Regions from separate parts of the Mus musculus genome. Here region 1 is linked to region 2. A link is a loop called in an ENCODE intact Hi-C map of the cell type or tissue named here. Cell type or tissue: heart. All regions are shown on one strand. Each heading gives the region's core, and the rest is flanking DNA. Links, peaks and the distances in the headings are about the cores only.

Region 1 (2,899 bases), core at 177-2,676, 160 kb after region 2:
GGATCCCTCCCTCCCACCCTCCCCTCCCCCCCGCGCCCCGATTCCGGCCCGAGCCGGGGGGGAGGCCGGGCGCCGGGGCCAGAGTCCGGCCGGAGCGGAGCGCGCCGGGCCCCATGGACAGCTCGGCCGTCATTACTCAGATCAGCAAGGAGGAGGCGCGGGGCCCGCTGCGGGGCAAAGGTAGGCGGGCGGCGGGAGGGCAGAACCGGACTAGGGGCCGTCCCCGCGCTGCGGTCGCTGCCGCTGTCCCGGGCGCGCGCCTCGGCCTGGCCCGGCCCGAGCCCCGGCCAGTGCGGCCGAGAGAGTTTGAACTCCGCGAGAGTCTGAGGCGCTGGGCGGGGCCTGGCGCCACCAGTGCGCTCGAGGCTTCTCGTAGTGGGGAAACTGAGGCAGAAGGCGAGCGAGGGGCTGGCGGGCTCCCGGGCGTCACCCCCTCCCCCAGTTTGGCGCCAATGGGACGAGAAGGTGGGGGTGAGGCGGCCACCCGGCCACCCGCTGAGGCTCCGCCCCCTCCAGGCTGAGGTCTGGAAGGGGTGCCGAGGTGACAGCGGGCTGGGGAGGCTTGCAGGGATCTCCCGCCAACTAACTCACAGCCAGGTTCCCACAAACTCGGGCGTCACGCGTGGAGGTGCAGACGACACCTTCGAAGGCAGAGAGCCCCTAGCCTTGCAAGACAGACTTGGGGGCCTTGTATCCAGCTGGGCACGCGACACCCAGGCTGCAACAGGCTAGGCCGGTTGGCCTCGGGCCTGTGCACGCTTGCACCCACCCTGTAAGGGGTGCTGCCCGCCTATGCGGAGCCCCTAAGGCTCGCAAGAGTGGGGCTCACCCCTCCCTCCCCTGTGTGAATTTCAAGATTGGGAAGTCACTCCGGGTTTGTCCACTGTCCAGTTCCTCGCTCTTTGGGGGTTGGGGGGGGGGTGGCCTGGAGGCAGAAAGGATTAGAGAAGAGGCTTGGTGGGGGTAGGTCTGTCAATTTAGACAGGCCGCTGCAAAGAGACGGGGCGGGGTGAAGGAGGTGGGGCCGGTGGGGCTGACAGCCCTGGGACACTGGCCTCTGGGCCCAGGCTCAATGGGGACTTTGGACTCACTGGGTAGACAGAATGGAGGGAGAGTGGGAGTGGACGACAGGGCCCTGAGCCCTGAAGGTCCAGAGCAGGGGATGCTCAGGTAACGTCCACCTGTGGGGTCAGATGATTGAGAACCAACCGTGAGAAAAATCGGTCCCCTCCTTAAGCCATCTACTTCTTAAAGTGGCTGCCTTCCTAAAAAGCCACACCAGATTTCCTTAAGACGCTGAGCTGCAGGGGCCCTGAAGTGGCCCGTGGTGGGGCTCATGGAAGCGGGGTTCTCTGGAGGACAGCCAGCCAGAGCCACCCCCATGTGTCTCCTGATGGAGGGAGAATGCTCACATTCTCTGTGCTCAGGGATTTGAGACTGGAGTGCATGCAGCCCCTGCAGGCCAGTGTGCCCACATTCACGTCTTGCTTCAGGTGACCAGAAGTCAGCAGTTTCCCAGAAGCCCCGGAGTCGGGGCATCCTCCACTCCCTCTTCTGCTGTGTCTGCCGGGATGATGGGGAGCCCCTACCTGCCCACAGTGGGGCTCCCCTGCTGGTGGAGGAAAATGGCGCCATCCCTAAGGTTTGTGGCAATTTGGATGCACCGAGACCTAGCCGGAAGTAGACTTGGCAGATACAGATAGGGGTATAGGCCCGAACTTCACTGATACACGTGCAGATCCTAAAATGTGCAGAGGGAGGGCGCTTGCCTGCTAGGTCCCCCCCCCCCTTTCCAGCCCCACTGCAGCCTCCCAACCCACAGTTATGCCTTCCTTGCTGGTGGGAACTTTATGAGGTGAGGAAAAAGGATCCATATATCTTACCCCTGGCTCACAGTTTGCAAGACTCCAAGCTGGGGAGGGGGTAGAAGGTCTGGTCGGGTCCTCAGATAGAGAAATTTGGGGAGGGAAGCCCCTGTAAGAGGTGCCCTTCCAGCCCAGCCCTCCCCACAGCACACCCCAGTCCAGTACCTGCTTCCCGAGGCCAAGGCCCAGGACTCAGACAAGATCTGCGTCGTCATCGACCTGGACGAGACCCTGGTGCACAGCTCCTTCAAGGTGGGCCCTGCCTGGCACCTCTCAGCCTCTAGTCTCTTGACAGGGGGAGGTCTCTGCTGGATTTCCACCCTTGGGATTCCCTCCCCGCCAGCTCCAGCCATTATTCTTTCCTTACAGCCAGTGAACAATGCGGACTTCATCATCCCGGTGGAGATAGATGGAGTGGTCCACCAGGTGAGGGTCAGAGGGAGGTGGGGAGCTTGGTGTCTGCACTACACCCAGGTTCCTCCCACCCTTCTTGAGCGAGTCCCCCATGGAACTTTAATAGATGGGGCGTGTCCAAAGCTCAGAAAGAGTGAGAACCCAAGACTACCTGGTACTCCAGAGATGGAGCCAGACTCCCAGACCTGCACACTGGGCTCCTTCTGGTCCTGTCTTGTGCAGCCCTCTTTCCCCTCTTACCCCTACTGCCCGGGACCCAGTTCAAGTAATTCAGGATAGGTTGTGGTGCTGACCAGCCTGTTCTCCATTACTTGGCTCGGGGGCCGGTGCCCTGCAGCCTTGGGGTGAGAGGGCTAACCTGGACTCCTGCATTTGGATAAAACCAGTGTGGGAAGGGGAGTGGCTCCCACTAGGTGAGGTGGGACCACGGGAATCCTATTCTTATCTCTTTAGGAATGGGGTATGGTTGGGGCAGCCTCTCTAGACTGCCCTTCCTCCTCCACTGTTCCTGTCCCCCTTTTGTGGATCACCCCTAAGCCTGTTGGCCAGCAGCTCCCTCACTGGCTCGTTCCCCAGGTCTATGTGCTGAAGCGGCCCCACGTAGATGAGTTCCTACAGCG
Region 2 (2,899 bases), core at 90-2,589:
AAAAGTATGCCTCACCACAAGCAGCAAAAAAGATTTTTTTAGAGACAACTGAAATGAAGTAAGAAAGGCATATTGGTGTGAACTGAGAATCCCAGAACTTGGAGACACCAATACATGTTCAAGGCTAGCCAGAGCTACAGAGCAAGTCCCTCTTTCAAAAATCTGGACAAACAGGGCCAGGGCGTGGCTCAGCAAGTTGTGCCTGTTGTTAAGCCCGATGACCTGAGTTCAATTCTCAGGATCCATGTGTTGGAGAGAGAAGGGAACTGACTACCAAAAGGTGTCCTCTGATCAATATCAAACAAAATTTTTTTTTTTATTGCATGGAGAAGAGGCTTAATTAAAATTGTTCCTGGAAGAGAAAAAAGTGGAAACATGGTACCCAAGCTGAAAGGACAGGTGGCGGTGGCGGCACTTAAGCAAAGAAATAAAGGTATGACAGGAATCCCTAAGGCCCATCTGGATTCCTTTCCTTTATTGCCCAATAACAACGTGGAATTTATTGCGTTTTTGTTGTTGTTGGTTTTTTGTTTTTGTTTTTTTTTTTTTTTTGGTTTTGGTTTTTCGAGACAGGGTTTCTCTGTATAGCCCTGGCTGTCCTGGAACTCACTTTGTAGACCAGGCTTGCCTCTGCCTCCTGAGTGCTGGGATTAAAGGCGTGCGCCACCACGCCGGGCTTTTATTGCGTTTCTTTTAGCAGACCATAAGCTTTAGAAGGTCAAGTCCTCATCTATTGCATTAATCACTGTATCCCTGGGAAGGAGAGATGGCCACTAAACAGTCGCTGGCGAAGAATAGGCACAACGGTGCTGCAGGGTAGCCCTAAGCACGGAATGAGCAAAAAGCACCCACAAGTTGGAAGCAAGGGATCCCCCCCACCCCAAACAAGCTTCTTAAGGGGGCTTCTGAAATAATATCGGAAGGGTGGAATCAGGCTTCTGGAATATTCGCGAAAGGGGCAGGTGGATTGTACGGACAACGGGGAATGACAGGTGAGCGTAGGACTCTCCTGGTCAGGAGGAGCGGGGCGGCGTGTGGCGCATGCGCACGCATGCCCTCTGCCTGCCTCCTCACCGGGACGCGCTTGCGGGCGAGTGCACGCGCGAGGTCGAAGCGGAAATGGCGCCGCGGGGCCGCGCGTGCGGGCGGCGAGCGGAAGTGGGTGTGAGAGCGGAAGTGGCCGGCTGGAGCCGGGGGCTGGGCGGGGACCGGGATCGTCAAGTAAGGCGGCGGCGGAGGCGGCGGCGGCTCGGCAGGCGGGTTGAAGCTTCGGGGGCCAGGTCGGTCGGGTGGTGGCTGCCTGCTACAGGCAGCGCGTGCCGGGCCAGCGCGTGTGTCCGCCTCTCCCCACCCCGCTCCCCGTCCCCTTCTCCCCTCACCTACCGCACCCAGCCCCCCTCGTCAGGGGCAGCGGGGCCGCTCCCTCCGTCCTACCCTCGATTGCCCACCCTCACCGCCCTTGTTTCTCCTTCCCCTGCCCGGGGCAGCCGCCGCCATGATCCTGCTGGAGGTGAACAACCGCATCATCGAGGAGACGCTCGCGCTCAAGTTCGAGAACGCGGCCGCCGGGTAAGCGCACGCCGGGAGGAGGCCGAGTTGACCCCAGCTAAATCCCGGGTGGCGTCCAGCTCCCCAGCCCTAGAGGGGGACAAATCGGGAACCTGGCGCGGCTTCAGGGTTTCCCTGGCAGGATGGACGTGGGAAGCCACGGGGCGCGGTGAGCCGAGGGCCTGAGATGCGTGGGGAGAGGCTGAGATAGGGATGCGGAAGCAGCGAGAGGACAGGGGCAAGGCGTGCCAGAGAACAGGAGACCTGTAGGACGTGAGGGCAGCCGAGGCCAGAAGTCACGCCCGAGAGCCTACGGTCCTCAGGGGGGAAGAGAGGGGTGCACTTCCCTCTGTCTTTTCCGTCATTGTACCGAACCCAGAGAGACCCTTTTGGGGAAGCTGGATTGAATGGAGTTTTCAGGAATTCCCAGGGCGAGGTGGGAAGAACGTGTAGGCCCAGATCGCCACCAGCATTCTGCTTCCCCACCCCCATCTCTCGAGACCCCAGGAAAAGCAGGAGGCAAGACTGAAAGCAGACCCAGGCTGCTAGGGGGGTAAAAAAAATCTCTAACCTACTGTGAAACTAGCCATTTTGTTATATATCCTTTAGGCAAAGCCAACGGTTCTCCATCCACACTCTCTTTAGCTCTCGAGACAAGCTTGCTCTATTTACTTATTGGTTGTGTGTCTTAAATTCTTATCAAAGACCCCGGTCTTTGATTTCTTCTGTAGTAATGCCGACTGGGTTAATAGCTGCTTCTGCTCCCAGAATCTATAAAGTTCTTAAGATAACCATTTATAACATCAGCATCTTAATATATGGGACGTATTTCCAGCCCTCTCTGTCATACACAAAAAAGCAAACTCCTCCCTTAAAGCCGCGTTGCCTCTCTAATATATTTAAAACCTGAGCAGAGGAATTGGGTTTTAGGTTCTAATTTATGGTGGCCTGTGGCCATTCCTTTGCCTCATTTCCTCATTGGTAAAGGTGGGGCTTCACATTTTGGTTTCACAGTTAGGAAATAAGTGCAGGCTGTTTTCTGTGAACTAGGAACTAGAAATAGGAAAGTGCTTGCCGATCCACAGAGGGAAGAGGACTGGGAGAGGGGGAATTCATTCATTCTCCCCCTTTAATTCTAAGCATTTGTAATGAACTTGTGGTTCACAGACATCGAAAGCATGAACCCACTACTTACTCGGAATACATTGTCTGCTCCGTCTCTTTTGTAAGGTTACAGATTTTACCTGCAAAACAAAATGGGACATTCCTTGAATTGGTGCATTCAGTGTCATGCTGTTTCCTGCCCTGGACTGCAGTTGAGCATTTGTGCACCTCACTTGTTTCTTGTCTG

What was found. A loop is a pair of places that touch in the nucleus more often than their neighbours do. Peaks named below come from ENCODE experiments on the same cell type or tissue, not always from the same donor. Only the 100,000 strongest peaks of a DNase experiment are listed, where the experiment ranks them.
Region 1: it touches region 2 in a loop (4-fold over the local background); 4 of 42 quality-filtered maps call a loop at or near these places.

The regions. Positions count from the first base shown.
Region 1 is chr1:74,391,785-74,394,683 of GRCm38, forward strand. It overlaps Ctdsp1 (CTD (carboxy-terminal domain, RNA polymerase II, polypeptide A) small phosphatase 1), which reads left to right. Exons shown (of 7, transcript NM_153088.2): 1 at 1-180; 2 at 1,494-1,642; 3 at 2,013-2,117; 4 at 2,235-2,291; 5 at 2,856-2,899. The coding sequence starts at 114. It overlaps Mir26b (microRNA 26b), which reads left to right and starts at 2,526; the gene lies at 2,526-2,610. In heart, for the core only: a CTCF peak has its summit at 1,508; DNase peaks (open chromatin) are centred at 507, 1,037, 1,497 and 2,167; H3K4me3 peaks cover 1,744 bases; H3K27ac peaks cover 1,707 bases.
Region 2 is chr1:74,235,331-74,238,229 of GRCm38, forward strand. Arpc2 (actin related protein 2/3 complex, subunit 2) reads left to right here and starts at 1,187. Exons shown (of 10, transcript NM_029711.2): 1 at 1,187-1,569. The coding sequence starts at 1,496. In heart, for the core only: no CTCF peak of the experiment used is centred there; DNase peaks (open chromatin) are centred at 1,131 and 1,771; H3K4me3 peaks cover 2,113 bases; H3K27ac peaks cover 1,987 bases.